Linked DNA regions of Homo sapiens: region 1 is linked to region 2. Evidence: chromatin loops called from intact Hi-C (ENCODE). Cell type or tissue: HCT116. All regions are shown on one strand.

Region 1 (8,000 bases), 95 kb before region 2:
TTACAGGTGCCTGCTACCATGCCCTGCTAATTTTTGTATTTTTAGTAGAGATGGGGTTTCACCATGTTGGCCAGGCTGGTCTTGAACTCCTGACCTCAGGTGATCCACTTGCCTCAGCCTCCCAAAGTGCTGGGATTACAGGCATGAGCCACTGCGCCCAGCAATTGTGTGCCTTTTAAGATTTCTTTTGAATACCTAGCTGAATCAATTATTTTTTTTAAATGGTGGCAACTTTTTGCAGTTGCTTTCTGGAGCAGTTTCCTTATCTATGATGTGGACAACTGTGGAGAGCTGAACTCCAGGGCCTGTGCTATAAACACCACAGTAGACTATATTTTTCAAGTTGGGAGAGGTCTGTGATCTTGTTCCAGGTGGCATCTGGTTAGATGCTTTTCTTTTCCAGGAGTCTCTGCCTACTGCCAGTGGCCTCTTTGGGTGGCCATTAGGGCTGCATCCACTGGTACCACTCTTCCTTTGGGTTCTATAGGGATAGAATTGGTGGTGGTATCTTTCTGGATTTTTCACTCTGTGGAAGAAACAGTCTGTTGGCTGGTTTGGGGTTTACCTTTTCTTTCTTTCTTTTTTTTTTTTTTCCGATGGAGTCTTGCTCTGTTGCCAGGCTGGAGTGGTGCAGTGGCGCGATCTCAGCTCACTGCAACCTCTGCCTCCTGGTTTCAAGCCATTCTCTTGCCTAAGCCTCCTTGGTGGCTGGGACTACAGGCATGCGCCACCACACCTGGCTAATTTTTTTTGTATTTTTAGTAGAGATGGGGTTTTACCATGCTGGCCAGGCTGGTCTCGAACTCCTGACCTCAAGTGATCCGCCCGCCTCGGCCTCCCAAAGTGCTGGGATTACAGATGTGAGCCACTGTGCCTGGCCGGGGTTTACCTTTCAAAAGCTCAGTTAGAGAAGGTTAAGAGTGAGTCCACTGTTGGAATAATTTTTTTTTTTTAAGATTTTTGTGACAGGGAAAATTCTGGGCCAATTTTTGTCATCTTCCTTTAGTTCTTTTTTTTCCTCCTGCCTCAGTCTCCCGAACAGCTGGGATTACAGGCTCCGCCACCACTCCCAGCTAATATATATATATTTTTTTTAGTAGAGATGAGGTTTCACTGTTTTGGCCAGGCTAGTCTCAAATTCCTGACCTCAAGTGATCCGCCCACCTCAGCCTCCCAAAGTGCTGGGATTAGAGGCATGAGCCACCACACCTGGCATCTTGCTTTAGTTTTTACTTTTACATATGAATTTTTTTTTTTTTTTTGAGATGGAGTCTCACTCTGTCGCCCAGGCTGGAGTGCAGTGGCTTGATCTTGGCTCGCTGCAACCTCTGCCACCTGATTTCAAGTGAGTCTCCTTCCTCAGCCTCCTGAGTAGCTGAGATTACAGGCATGTGCCACCACACCTGGATAATTTTTGTATTCAGGGTTTCACTATGTTGGCCAGGCTGGTCTTGAACTCCTGACCTCAAATGATCCACCTGCCATGGCCTCCCAAAGTATTGGGATTACAGGCATGAGCTACCATGGCCAGCAAGAAATCTTTATTTCTTAAAACAGATCTTCTTCATGAAAAGAAGGTCTTCTCTGGAATCAGTGATGTTGGTACAAAGTAGGAGTTACAAACTCAGACGTCTACAGAGGCTTAGCAGATAACAAAAAGGCAGCCTGTGGTGTTTATGCTCTTGAATTTGTTTTTGAAGTACTTATAACACTCTGTTTATATTTACAGAAATTTCTTTACTGTAAAAAAATTAGAAATGTTAGATGTGATGATAAATAACACTAGGTGTTCACCCTCAACACTGGGAAGCAGCAGGGAGTGTTGAGGACTGCATGGAAATAAAAAGGTCATTCTGCCTCTCCTTGGGGCCCAGAGTTGCGACAGTTTTTGTTTTTTTTTGTTTTCTAACATAAGTTCAATTTCTTTTTCTTTTTCTTTTCTTTTCTTTTCTTTTTTTAAACATAGTCTCACTCTGTTGTCCAGGCTGGAGTGCAGTGATGCAATCTCGGCTCACTGCAACCTCCGCCTCCTGGGTTCAAACAATTCTCCTGGCTCAGCCTCCTGAGTAGCTGGAATTACAGGTGCCCACCACCACACCTGGCTAATTTTTTTGTATTTTTAGTAGAAACAGGGTTTCACCATGTTGGCCAGGCTGGTCTCAAACTCCTGACCTCAGGTGATCTGCCTGCCTTGGCCTCCCAAAGTGTTGGGATTATAGGCATGAGCCACTGTGCCCAGCCTAAGCTGAAATTTTATATGAAATTTTTCTGTTTTTAAACTTTGGCTGATTTTTTACAATCTGAGTAGCTCAAATAAAACTAGTTTGGGGGACAAATTGGTTTTCAGGTCATGAATTTGAAGTCTCTGATGCATATTGGGATAGGTTGGCATATGGGATGGGCCTGTGGATCATCTCTCAAAGGACTGGAGTGGTGTGGGAGTCCTAGGGAAACCTGTGTGTGGAGGGGGCTGTTTATGTTCATCCTTGTGTATGGATATGGAGGAGTCCAAGATATATATGTAAAGTAAAAAGCAAGTTATAGAATGATATGTACAATTTTATTCTATTTGTGAATTTTTTTCTAAAAAGATATATATATAAAATTTTAAGTTCATAAAAATTTTGTAAGTGCAAAACCCGAAAAGGATATACAAGAAACTGATAAAGGTAGTTGCCCCTGGGATTGACACTGAATTGGAGGCAGGAAAAGGAACTGCTTTTTAGTTCATACCCTTCTGTAGCATGCAGTACTTAAATAATTTTTGAAAAGTAAAATGAAAAGAGCTGTTGGGAAGTATAATTCCTCTATGTTACAATTGGGGAGTGTTGCTATATATTAATACTGAAGAGTGTAAGCCTTCAGTGCTAAGAATGTTGAGGAAGGAGGAAATTAGAGTGGTCTGGCATGATTAGGAAGGGCTACTTGGAAGAGAAGGAGCCTTGAAGATTGGGCAGAAATCCTTAGGGAAAAGGACAGAAGGAGCCAAAGCCCAGAGGTAGAAAAGAAAGGATGACTTGGGGACTGGTGGGCAGTTAAAGTTGACAGAAGCCAAGAGTATCAGGAAGCAGTGAGAGATAAAGAGGCTTTAACATGAGGAGCCATGGAGGGTGTTTGGGCAGGAGATAATGGAACAAGAGCAGTGCTCCAGCATGCTTAAACTGGTAACAAGGATGAGGAAATTTGGAGACAAAGCCACAGGGTGGCAGCCTCTCATGTGGCCCCTGCTGGCTCCCAAGATAGCTGTCACTAATTCCTGCTAGGGTGTTTCCTGGTGAACAAGGATTATTTCTATATAACTGATGAATAAGCTCCTCGCATTTCCTGTTCCTCCACTCTTAAGAGTGTGAGTCTTCGAAGCTTGCCAACTTCTGCTGGTGCCCGATGTGGTTTCTCTACCTCCAAAGCCAGTGTATCTCCCAAGACATTTTGGAGGTTCTATACAGCAACTAGCCATTGACTGACATGTAGCCACTAGAAACAAGCCCACACTTTGGAGTTAGGCAGATCTGGACTTGGATTTTGACCTTGCCACTTGCTTGTTATATGATCTTAGAACGGCCCTTGACTCCTTTGGGCCTCAGTTTCCTCTTTTGTGAAATGAAGATAATATAATTTACCTTCTAGGGTGTTATGCCTTTTAGGTTGATACATAGCAAGTAGGTCTGCTTTGCTTTTCTATGACGACACCCACTCTGAACTCTGTGTGTGTGTGTGTATGTGTGTGTGTGAATATGTGTATATACATATGAAATATATATTTATATGTACTTATGACCATATCAGTCTATTCTATTGGATTATAAGCTACTATTCTGTGGGGGTGATTATGATCTAATCATTATTTTTCTCCAAAGCACTCAGAGGGCTAAGCAAATAGTTGGGCTTTAATAAGTGTTGAATGTGTGGGGTTTGTGCTCTTAAACCTAATCCAGTCTTTTTAGTGATGGACTTGTGATTAATTAGGCTGTGTCTGTAGGCTAGGGTATACCTCTTCTGTGACCAAAACAGTTCTGTCCAAGCAAATGCCCTTGTTAGGATAATATGCCAGCATGGCTTGTGAGTCATTCATTCATTCTGCTATGGCAATTCGGTATTTTGTAGGGCTTGGTGTTTAATATGATAGTTTGGGGAGCTTTCTTTAAAAATACATAAAATTGCAGAAAGCATGTAAACACATTGGTAGGGCTCTTCCTGGGGCCTGGAGGAGGCTTGTGAAAGTGAGGGGCCCTAAAGCTTGAGCTTCTTTGGTTTAACAGTAAATCATCTCCACATTTAAAGATTTATGGAACATTCACTACAGGTAGTATTAGGAGTTATGAAGGATATGGAGGTTTCTAAAAGGGAAAAGATGGATACGAGTTTTAGTAATACAGTCATCCTAAGTGGACTCAGGACAAAACCCCTTGTATTTTTTTCATTCAAATATTTGTGGAATACCTACTATGTGCCAGGCACTATGCTAAGCCCTGGAACATAGCTGTGAAAACACTAGTCTCTGCCCCATGGAGCTCATATTCAAGTGTCACCTGCACTGTGACTTGTAGAACTACGTAGCTTGCAATGAAAAGAGCCACAGTGTTGATCTTTCACTTTGGTGCCTGGTTTCTCTTTTTAACCCCTCTGCCCTTCTCGTTTTCAGACCTGTTCTGGGAGTGAGTGCCACATGGTTAAATCGGTGCTGAGAGAACCTTAGCCATCCCAAGCATTGAGGAAAGAATCATTGTTACCAGGGGGAGTGGGTTTGCTGACCTGTAACCACTCAAACCTTTCCCTGCCCTGACTGGTATGAAATATTGATAAGGAGCCATTGTTTCTTCACCAAAGATAGGCTCTGTTTTGGGGCTGATTTCAGCTCAGCATGGTAGGGCAAACCTGAATGAGCAATTTGTTCTGACTCCAGAGCTGTAGATAGGGGTGTTTCTTTATGTCCTGGTTCTAGAGGGGCAGCCAACCCCACGGTCTCAAAGAACGGAAGAATTGGATTCTAGAGACATGAAGTGCTTGCCTGGTTGATTACCTCTAGCCACTGCTCCCCTTGGCCACAGTGGGGCAGTGACTCAGAGCTGGAACTGTGTTCCTGCCTGGTTGCCAGATTTTGTGTGGGGGGTGGAGAGGAACGAGAATGAATGAGCAGGAACAAGTGGCTGCTGGATTTGTAACACCTTGGGAGGCAGCTGCTCAAGAACCGAAATTGAGAGACAGCAGGCAGGCTGGGAGTCTCCCTCCCTGTCTGACCTGAACCTAAGATTTAATAAGGTGGTGCAGCTGGGGAAGACACTATCCGAACGTGGAGCCCAAAGGGAGGGTGAGTGTGTCCCCTGCCTTTTCCGGTAAGAACAAGAAAGCAGGTTAGTCCTGTACTGGTTTCATAGGGATTCAGTTTGCTGTGGTATATTCTGATTCATGAAAGTCAAGTAATGACTGAGAGAAAGGGAGTTTTCGATGGTTGGGAGCACCTACAGTTAAATAAAAACAACCACCATCCAATGTAATTGGGCATAAATAAGACATAAGTATCATTAACTACACCTCCCTGATGTTATTACAGAGTATTTTGTTGGCAAGTGAGGTTGGGGAGGACAACTGGTCTGCCTCTGTCTCTGTGTTTGCAGTTGTGTGTAGTGTTGTTACATTTCAGTCTGTAGCTCTGTGGATGACAGTCTGAGATGAACCGCAGCATCTTAAAATGCTACAGCTGGAGGGAACATCCTGGAAACATCTCCTGCTCCAGCCTTCTCATTTTACAGTTGGGGAAACTGACTTATTTAAGTGTACTAAATGGAAGCATAAAACTGGGTGTTCTAAGATTAAAAATGTTTCACAGGACAGGTTTGAAAACTTCTATAGAATGCGGCTTTTCTCGGGCCGCAGTTTCTGAACCTGTCGGGGATGGAAGTGTGGCTGGTGGAAGGTGCCTCTTGATCTTAAACCACTTTGCCTGCCAGGTGAGTTCTTTAAATAGAAATTTAAACAGGAGGCTGGGTGCTGTGCCTTAACTCAAAGGGAAGAAAAGAAAGCGTGTTCTTGAGCCTCTGTCCTAGAGCAGGCTGAACATGCTGGAGTCTGCAATGTGGAAAAAGGCAAAACAACTCTATTGGAGTGCAGTTTTAGAGTTAGCAGAAGATAAATATAGCAGGCACTGAAGGTTGAAGTGTCTACTGTGGGCTGGGATGTTATCAGTGTTCTTTATAACAACAATGCAGAGTCGGAATTAATCTTTTCTTTACAGATAAACTCAGAAAAGCCACTAACTCGCTCAAGGTCATGCACTACCAGTGTGTGGCAGAGCTGGGATTTGAATTCCAGTTTGTGTGGCTCTGATCTGCCTGGGCTTCCTGCAGGCCTGTGTGGCCTTTCTAGATGGAGAACCTACCTGCACCCCCCATTTTACAGATGAGGAAACTGAGGCCCAGGGAGGTTGAGTAGTTGCCTGGGCTGTAGAGCTAGCTGGTAGTGACAAAGCTGGTACTCAGCTCCTGTCACATTGCCCCTCTGCCAACTTCCTTAAAAAAGAAAATTAGGAAAGGGCTCTCTGAGTTTGATTTGCTCATTCTATCAGAATCTTGGCTTTAATGTTCTCATGGCTGCTGGGATCCTGTGAAATCAAAATTAAAACTTTCTATTCACCAAGTAGCAACCCCAAGTCATGGGGCTCCATGTGGGAACTCAGGGGCCAGACAGTCTTGCGGTGTTGGTGACTCAGTCAGAAGAGTACTTTGCAAAATGAATTGGCCATTGAGTGGATCTGCAGAACTCTGGAGAACTTAAGAGAACCTAATGAAATGTAGAGGTTTGCAAATCATGCCAGAAGACTGTTAAATCTAGAGCTTGGAAAAGACGGACTTCCCTCTTTGCAAGTTGTGAGGGCTTTAAGTTTGCTCAGTTAATTTTGTGACTCCCTCATGCCCAGCTCTGCCTGTGCCAGGCTCTGTTCCCTTTGGCACATTTGGACACTGAACACGGTTACTAACTGCCCCTCAGGTGGGGGGTCTGGAGTTGGACAGGGTTTCCATGTCGCTGCCCACATTGGTATGGAGTGTGTGCCAGATGTGGACGGTATGGGAATGGGGAAGGTCTAGAGTTGCCCTGCTCTATGCTCTCCAGGGCTGGTGGAGTCTTCAGAGCCTGTGGCCTTCTGCCTCCCCGTATCTTTGAGGGCTCTGTGATGCATGGTGCTGCTGAAATCAGAAAATGACATCGGTTCTGCACAGCCTCTCCCTGAAGGTGATGTGTCTGTGCTCAGGCTGTTTTGAAGTAAAGGGGTTCAAGTGCCTACTCCATGAATATTCTTCTTTGCTGTAGGAGATAAGTAAGGAGTAAGGAATGACTCCTCCCAACCCTTGGATCTTACTTGAAGGGAGGGGACAGGGAGGAGAACAAACACACATGAAATAAGCAGAGAGCAATACTAGCGAGGATATAATCAGTCACCAAATTGTAGGTTTCATGCCAAAACACTCTCCCAGTTCACGCAAAGGAGATACAGGTGATGTTTATATTATCCTTCTGTGTGTTTTTAATCACGCAGTAATTTCCTATCAGGTGTTTGCATTCCTTTCTTTGATTTTCTCAGTGGGGTGTATTAACCCTCCTTTACAGGGGAGTTGAGGAAGTTGTAGGGGAGGGCTAATTTCTCCAAATTATATTGTAACACAGTTCAGGAGAGCCAAGGATGAAGTGTTCTTGGCATGTTGGTGTCTCATCCTTGCACTGGCAGTAAGAATAGAAGCCAACTGCCTTCTGATGGCTGATGACCATTAGGTTCTTGTCTCTGTTACTTGAGTCCAGATTTCTGTAGGGCTAGCTAGTTCATTTAGAGGCAAAATTAGCTGGGCGTGGTGGTGCATGCCTGTAATCCCAGCTCTTTGTGAAGTGGAAGAGGGAGAATCGCCTTGAACCTGGGAGGCGGAAGTTGCAGTGAGCTGCGATTGTGCCACTGCACTCCAGCCTGGGTGAAAGAGTGAGACTCCATCTCAAATATCCGGAGGAAAGAGCAT
Region 2 (8,000 bases):
ACCTTGCTGAAGGCGCCAGAGCTCGTGTAGGGCCAATGAGCCGGCTCAGGCTGAGCACTGCTGAGTGGGTAGATGTTACTCTCCAGGTAGGTGGTGCTGTGATAAGCATGGAAGTCAGGGCAGGGTTAGCAGCCTGCCTGCGATGTGCACTCCAGATGAGCGGAGGGAGCAGTTCAGCACAGCACCGAGGGCATGGACCCAGGAGACCTGAGTCCTGGGTTTCAGGACACAGTTATACAGGTAACACTTGGAGGAATAGAAACTGTATACCTCTGAGGGGATAGAGGAGCAGAGCATGTCCCTTCTTCACTGCTCCGCCAGGGGAAGTGTGAGTGCTCCTTGGCTGAGGCAGTCATGTTCTGTGGCTCTGATGTGGCCTGTTCCTACCCTTTAAACCTCCACTGTGGCAGTACCTAGCAGTCCTCCCTCCAGCTCCGTCTCGCTGACCACTGGTCTGGTTCTCTTTCTCAGCAGGAAGATGAAGCACCTCCCAGGCCCCCACTCCCCGAACTCTACAGCCCAGAGGACCAGCCCCCGGCTGTGCCGCCTCTGCCAAGAGAGGCCACCATCATCCGGCACACATCTGTGCGGGGCCTCAAGCGGCAGTCAGACGAGAGGAAGCGAGACCGGGAGCTGGGGCAGTGTGTGAATGGGGATTCCAGGGTGAGCGGGGGACCCTGGGGCTGCCACTCTACATGTGGGGAGAGGTAAAGGGGTGTGACACTGGCAGGTCACATCACCTGGGACTCTGCCCACAGGTGGAGCTGCGGTCGTATGTCAGTGAGCCTGAGCTGGCGACCCTCAGCGGGGACATGGCCCAGCCCTCCCTAGGACTTGTGGGCCCTGAGAGCAGGTACCAGACGCTGCCAGGCAGAGGTAAGGCAGGGCCCTCCCTGGAGTTTCTCTGGGAATCCCACCACACTGCTTCCAGCCTTCAGCTGGTGCCTCGTACCCTTCTGCCTGCAGCTCTAGGCCTAGGAGTGAGCAGCAGCTGTCAGGGGGGTCTGGGATGCCAAGAGGGAGGACCTGGCCTGTCTTCCTCTGGCCCACATCCTGATTCTCTTCCTCTTTTGTTACATCTGTCCCCAGGAACAATGATAATAGCAGTTACTAGAAAGCCTGGCACTGTTTAAGCACTTTATATAGACATGATATTCACAACAATCCTATGAGGAAAGTACTGTCATCCCCATTTTAGAGACACAGAAACTAAGGCCCAGAGAAATTAAATAACTTGCCAATTAGCTGGTCATTGGTGGAACCGGAAGACAATCCCAGTGCTCTGGCTCCAGAGTCACTGCACCCTGTAGGCCGGAGTGCTGGGTGGCTGCCACCACCTTGGCCATCTCAGACCTTCCAGAGTGCCACTCTAAGACTCAGTGAGCCCTTTCCTTAAATGCTTTCTTGCCAGTTGAGTGTCCTTCTCACTGTCCTCCTCACCCCAAGTTGGGTTGTGCAGGGTGCCTAAGAATGGATCAGGGGGTGAAAGGCATTCCTGCCCCGCCAGCCTTTCTACCTGCCAGGCAGCCCAGTCATCTGCATGTAAGGGAAGCCTGGGGTGGTCCACAGATCTGCAGGGACACTGCCCCCCATCAGGGACAAAGGTCACCCCTGGGCTGGCCCCCATCCTCTATTGGGGACCTTGCTCCTCCATGCCCTGGGGAGGAAGAAGAGAAATAAGGGTGGGTCATTGACTGGGTGCTCTTGGTACTCCTGCAAGAATGTGTGATGAGGGAGAAGCAGGGACCCATCCACCCCAGCACAAACATGCTTGCACTTCTCTTTCCTCACTAAGGGCTCTCAGGGTCCACGTCAAGGCTCCAGCAGTCGTCCACCATTGCTCCCTACGTCACACTCCGGAGGGGTCTCAATGCCGAAAGCAGCAAGGCGACCTTCCCTGTGAGTGGCCTTGAGCTGTCGAGGACCTCCCTGCTCCTTCACATGGGGAGGGAGGGTCTCCCAGGGGGACAGTAACTGGCCATCCCTTCAGCCCTGGGGATGGCCTCTGGGGTGGCCTCAGCCCCTCCTGAGCTCCCTGTCACCCACTGTCCACCAAGGAGGGCATCCTGCCTTTCTCTCTGGCCTGTCAGGGTGGCAGGAGGGAGCTCAAGAAGCCTGCACCCTGGGTTCTGGCCTCACTGGACAGGCCTGAGCCTAAGTGTCTGCATCTGCAGAATGGGTGCTACTCAGAAAGCTCCTGAGGGTTGGGGGCATCGTGTTGCTTAGAGGAAATAGTTCTCTAAGGCCAAGAGGAGCCCAACTAGAGTGTGCATGTGTGTGAGAGAGAGACAACGGGAATGCAGCCAGCAGGGTGGCTGTCCTCTGCGTGCCCAGCCCAGCTGTTCTGTGTCTCTCTTGCCTGCCTCCTCTTCCTCAGAGACCTAAGAGTGCCTTGGAGCGCCTGTACTCAGGGGATCACCAGCGAGGCAAGATGAGTGCAGAGGAGCAGCTGGAGCGCATGAAGCGACACCAGAAGGCCCTGGTCCGAGAGCGCAAGAGGACACTGGGCCAAGGGGAGAGGACGGGCCTGCCCTCATCTCGCTACCTCAGCCGGCCGCTCCCTGGAGATCTTGGCTCAGTATGTTAGGAGGGGCCAGGCAGCGGGGCAGGGACAGGGAGCCGAGTGCCCCTCAGAGTCCCCCAAACACAAGCACATCACACCTCCCAGTGAGAGAGCTGTCCATTGACCTACATGGTTCAGAGAACACCCCACGGGGCTGTTTGTCCACGACCCAGGCTGGACGAATGCCTGGTCAGAGGGTGACCTGAACCAGAGCTGGAGTGAGGATCAAACAGGCCCAGGAGCCTGAGGAAATACCCAGTCAGTCCTCCCAGCCGCGATGGAGAGGGGCCTTTGCAGGCGTTCGGAATCTCGGCTGAATTCAGGACCTGGGAATACAGGGTTCAGAGAGGAGAGGAGGAAGATGGTGACATGATTTGGTTAGAAGCACAAGCAAACTGATCAGCCTCCCAGACCTGCCAGCAGATGCTGTGTGAGGGTGATGGAGCACGGGGTCACACCCCTGCCCCAAGGGCCACTGGTCTCCCTGGGCTTGCAGTGCAGAGGCCTCAGGGTGTCTGGGATTGCTGGGGAGGCCTGTGCTGCCCCCTGGTGGCGCTTCCTGGCGCTGCGCCCTGTCCACAGTCACCTTAGGTCCCTTTGGAAACATTCCATTTGACTTTTCCCTGTTGTTTGAAATCCCATGTTTCCCTAAACCTCTAGCCTGATTGTTCTTTCCCTAATTCATTGCACAAGCTCCTTTGCTTTTAGTGTTACCGCTCATTGCCTCTCTAATCCTGCCTGATTGTGTTTACAGAAGCTTCTGATTTGCATTGAACATGCTCTAACTGGCCTGTGCTACTTATTACCGGGCTTGTAATAGCGGTTCTTGTCTCCATAGCCTGTTGAGTGTTCCCAGATGTGACTCACCTTTCTGCTGCCCTCTTCATGCAGGCCTACTGACTCATAATTCACTTGTCCCAAAAGCCACCCCACAAGCCTGAGCCAACCTGCTGCCTGACGCCACAGTCATTGGCAGAGGTCTGGGCATTATTAATTTATAAAAATCCATGCTTTACACCTGGACAGTAGACAGGGACTTCAGAGATTGCACGTTTGAATACATTCTCCCAAGACTGAGGTTGTTCGGTTTTAATTCCTGTAGTCCAATCACACAATTTCTTATGGAAAACCTTTTGTGTTTCTGGTATTTAATAACTTGAAGGGATAGCAAAATATACTGTGTATTCAGAGGGCCTCTCTGCAGCTGCTAGCTCAGACACCAAAGGGGTAAGGCCCAGGACATTCATATCTTTAAAAGCTGCAAACCTGGTAACCTTTAAACTTTTAAAACAAATGTCATATGGGGTAACACTGACCTTTTATAATTTGATGTCTCAAATGTAGAGATTATCTAAAAATCGTAACTTGAATACCTTGTAATTTTTCTCTTAAAAAAGAAGACTTGTGTAAGTCTCTGCATCAACGCCAATAAACATGTTGCTTAATAATAATGGATTGGCGTGGTTCTTCCCCAGGATACCTTATAGAGTCTAGTGAACTTTTCCTGTTTGTGGAAACAATCAGGCTGGGTTTAAATGAGGACTTGTCTCTATTTGGAGCATTTGTGAGCGTGTAAGGAAATGAGTGTTTTCTTTGTGAATCATTAAATTGATTTTTTCATCTTTGGAACTTCAGTTGCCTAATCCTTTCCAACAATAGTTGGAAACCATCACCTAAGAGTGATTACATTGATTTGGAGTCATTGAGAGCTTGTGCATGAATGGGTGAAATGTGCGAATATGGCTCTGGGTTTGGGGTTCTGGAGGGACTTGAGGCATCAAAGACAATCAGGACCATTTGGGGCTTTGAGGTGGATGGATGGGAGAGAGAAGATGGCCTGGGATAGATAAGCATCTGCTTTGGTTTTGCTCAGGGGAAGAGAGGCTTTGAGCCTGCTCTGTTCTCAACAACCTGCTCAGCGGTCAAAGGCCTGTGAGGATGCAGGTCCTGGGTCAACAGGAAGTCACCACGGAGCTGGACAGTCATGGTTGGATCTTATCGGTTAGATTTTCCCTCTTGGGAAGCTTGTTACAAAGTTGATACTGTGAAACAGCCTTAGAAACATTCCATTTGATTTAGCATTTCAATTTTATATGATTTAGTTTTTTTTTCTAATTTAAAGAAAACATCTATCTCAAATAGATGGGTCTCATACAGCAGTTTTTCTGCCTCATTGGCTCCAAGCTGCTTTTGCTTGTACCTCCCCAGCCCTACTGTAAGTGCGAGATCCCCCACCTACGAATGTTATCTTGTTGAAAATTCCCAATAGAAAGATCCTTGGTTATTCTTCTTGCTTAGCAGGGCCTTGAAGGGCGTGTTTTTCCATTAATTCTGAGCCTGGGACGTATGTCTCCTGAACCAGCTGTAGAGAGTGGAAGGGACAAATCCCTTCTCTAGAACTCTGTCCCAAGTTGTTTGGAGGTCACCCTCTCTGGGAGCCTTCTATTTCCCTGGGGACCACTGTGAGCCTGAAGTCATGAGTCTTAGACCTGTGCCCCAAGGGTGTATGTTTGAAACCTCTGGGAACCCAGATCAGAGAGCACTTAGCAGTCTGGAACAGCCCATATGAAGGGGACAGCAGCTTCATTCTCTATTGCACATACAGCTTTTCCCTAAGGGGATCACAGGTTCATCTTCCAAAGGACCCCATGGAAAAAGGTGACCAGCCGGGCTCTTTCAGCAATCAGGAAGCGACTACGTTTAACCTCTTGTTCTGTTGCCAGTGGAAGCGTGAGCAGGACTTTGACCTGCAGTTGCTGGAACGGGTCGTGCAAGGGGAAAAAAAGGACAAGGAGGAGAATGGCTGGTTGAAAGTGCAGGCCATGCCTGTCACTGAGTTGGACCTGGAGCCTCAAGACTATGACTTGGACATCAGCAGAGAGGTGAGGGCAGGCACTTCCTTCATGTCCTCCAGGAGACATGGCCTTCAAGTTCCCAGCCTGATCCACCTTCCCACTGTGGGGTATCATCCTGAACAGGGACATGGCTCAGCTTCAGTGTGGCCTAGGAGGATGGATGGATAGCAGCTTAAGGCAATGAAAGGAGGCCAGATGTTTCGATGAAGGTTCAAAACTCTCTGTAATTTAGGGCAAATTGCAATTTTAGCTTCTCTGTGCTTCAGTTTCCTCAACAGTGAAGTGGGTTGTGAAGAGGATTAAGTAACTGCACATGTTCTTGGGAGGTTTAGCGATCAAAGCCACATAGTAGGCACGTGAGCAGCAGTTGTTATTGTTAGGAAATGTTCCCTGCAACACCAGGGGTTGGCTTTTCAACTGGCTGGTGAGGCCAACTTGGGCAGTCTGACTAGGGGAAAATGGGGGGCAGGTTTGAAAATCACAGGCGAAATTTCCAGCCATGGTAGAAGCTAGGAGACAGTGCAGAGTTCTGGTCTGAATTCTTCTGGTGCCCTCTGGTGGCTCACATGCATCATGACAGGGCAGGCCCAGGAGAGCAAGTAACTCCTGGATCTCTACCCATCAGGAAATGTCTCTACCCAAGGGGAGAGAAAGGGAACTCGGGATGACACACTCAGTGTCTTCAAGACGTAGATTGTCTCCTGTGGCCTATGTCGATGCTATTCCTAAGCTCTTCAGGGCAGCGTCTATGGCTGCTTGGTTCACCTTTGTATCCCTAGTCCCTGGCACAGGGCCTGGCACACAGTGGGTACGTGGTACATCTTTGCTGCATCTTTGACTGTGTTGAATGAATCACACAGTGACCCATAAATGTACCAAAAGCATTTGTACAAGGACTTGGCCTGCCTGGAAACTGCACAAGAGGAAATGTTCTCACCACATGAAGGATGGATCGAGGCGAGACCTCAATAAAACTTTCCCCCAGGTCTGTGTGATAGGAGAGTGAGAACTGAGGAGGACCTGTGTCTTCCAGAGCCTTCCTGCTGTCTTAAGAGGTGGTGCCAGGCCCATTCACAAGCTGATTTGCCAATGGTATCTACCTGACTCAGTATGTTAGGGGTTCCTCTGGTCTTTGGGAACAAAGGAACAGTGTGTGGATAAGATAGATGCCTGTACAGTTGTTGAGTTTTGGGGTCTGCTGGGGCTCTAGGAGTTAACAAGGCTGGTCCCCTGCCCCAAGACCTTGTTCCTTTGCCATCTGAAACAGCCAAAGGTCTGTGCGTTCTCAGATTCACAAAAGAAGCCCCAACATGCTGCCTTGGCAGGGGAAGTGTGTTCTGTAGTGTCCTGATTGCCTGCCAGCCCAGGGAAAAAGTTCTTCCTTATCTCTAACCTAAATTCCTCCTGCTACAATGTAATCTGCTTCCTTCCTCTAAATCTGTCCTCATTGGAGTAACAGAGAAGAGCTTATTTCTTGCCATCTCCAACAGAGTGAAAGGGCTGCGTGTGGGTTTAAATCCATGACCTGATTTGCCCTGGGATTGGATTAAGCTTGTTTTTAGGAGCTTCAACCCACCCCATTTTAGTGTGCTTTTGTAATTCAGGGAGGAAAAAGTTCCTGGAGCATGCAGAAGCTTCCTTTCGTGTTCTTAGTCCAAGCAAGGTTTCACCAAGCCGAGTTTGCCACTAGGTCCACGGGAGATGCTGGTGAGGTGAAATTTGGGGCCATTTTCCTCTGGCCAGCAGTAGATTCAGCATAGCTGCCTCCTGTCTAGATCAGAAGAGCTTTTTTAGGGACAGAAAGCACCATCACATCCTTTCATTCACCCACCTGTCAATCATCCATTTATCCATTATCCATCCATTCAGGGAGAATTAGTTGGAGGGCTACTAAGTACTAAGTCCCTGCATTAGACAGAGGGAGACAATGGTGAATGGAAAGTGAGGGGGTGGAGGGGATCAGAGAAGGATCCTCAAAGTGAGGTTGAAAAGATGAGAGTCAAGGGAACAAAAGGAAGAGCTTCCCAGACAGAACAGAGGCCCCACTGTGGGCGGGGAACTGGAGGGACTGGTTGATCAGTGGCTGGAGAGGTCATCAGGGGTCAGATCACTTAGGGCCTTGACGGTGGCATTAAGGATGATCATTTTTTATCCTGAGAGCTTGTAGTCTAGTTATTTCGCCCTTCCCTTCCCCCAGCCTGTAGGAGGTTGGCTGGTGGAGTGGAAGGAACATGAGCTTTGGAGTCGGACTCAGGTTCAAACCTGGATTCCACAACTGACTAATTTTGTGATCTTAGCAAGTTACTTAGTCTCTGTGGACTCTGCTTGCTTCCCATGGTGGGAGGGGACAGAGGTGGGGAAAGCGAGTCCTAAACCCAGACATCTGAGCCTCTCCCTCTGCCACCTCCTGGCCTCTCCCCAGCTGTCCAAACCAGAGAAGGTGTCAATCCCTGAGCGCTACGTGGAGCTAGATCCCGAAGAGCCACCCAGCCTTGAGGAGCTGCAGGCGCGGTACCGCAAAGCCGAGAAGATCCGCAACATCCTCGCCCGGTCAAGGTCAGCCCTCGCTTGCTCAAGTGTTG

What was found. Peaks named below come from ENCODE experiments on the same cell type or tissue, not always from the same donor. Only the 100,000 strongest peaks of a DNase experiment are listed, where the experiment ranks them.
Region 1: it touches region 2 in a loop (10-fold over the local background); 44 of 110 quality-filtered maps call a loop at or near these places.

Annotation. Positions count from the first base shown.
Region 1 is chr11:16,878,592-16,886,591 of GRCh38, reverse strand. All of the region lies in intron 3 of PLEKHA7 (pleckstrin homology domain containing A7), which reads left to right. Among named protein-coding and RNA genes, the nearest start is that of SNORD147, 43 kb to the left of the region's middle. In HCT116, CTCF peaks have their summits at 3,194 (motif pointing right) and 5,021; DNase peaks (open chromatin) are centred at 3,231 and 5,030.
Region 2 is chr11:16,783,674-16,791,673 of GRCh38, reverse strand. It overlaps PLEKHA7 (pleckstrin homology domain containing A7), which reads left to right. Exons shown (of 27, transcript NM_001329630.2): 20 at 475-663; 21 at 759-876; 22 at 1,796-1,899; 23 at 2,378-2,578; 24 at 5,287-5,445; 25 at 7,841-7,974. Among named protein-coding and RNA genes, the nearest start is that of C11orf58, 49 kb to the right of the region's middle. RefSeq lists enhancers at 128-628, 629-1,129. In HCT116, CTCF peaks have their summits at 2,928, 3,132 (motif pointing left) and 5,984 (motif pointing left); DNase peaks (open chromatin) are centred at 3,183, 3,413 and 5,963; H3K4me3 peaks cover 262 bases; H3K27ac peaks cover 1,929 bases.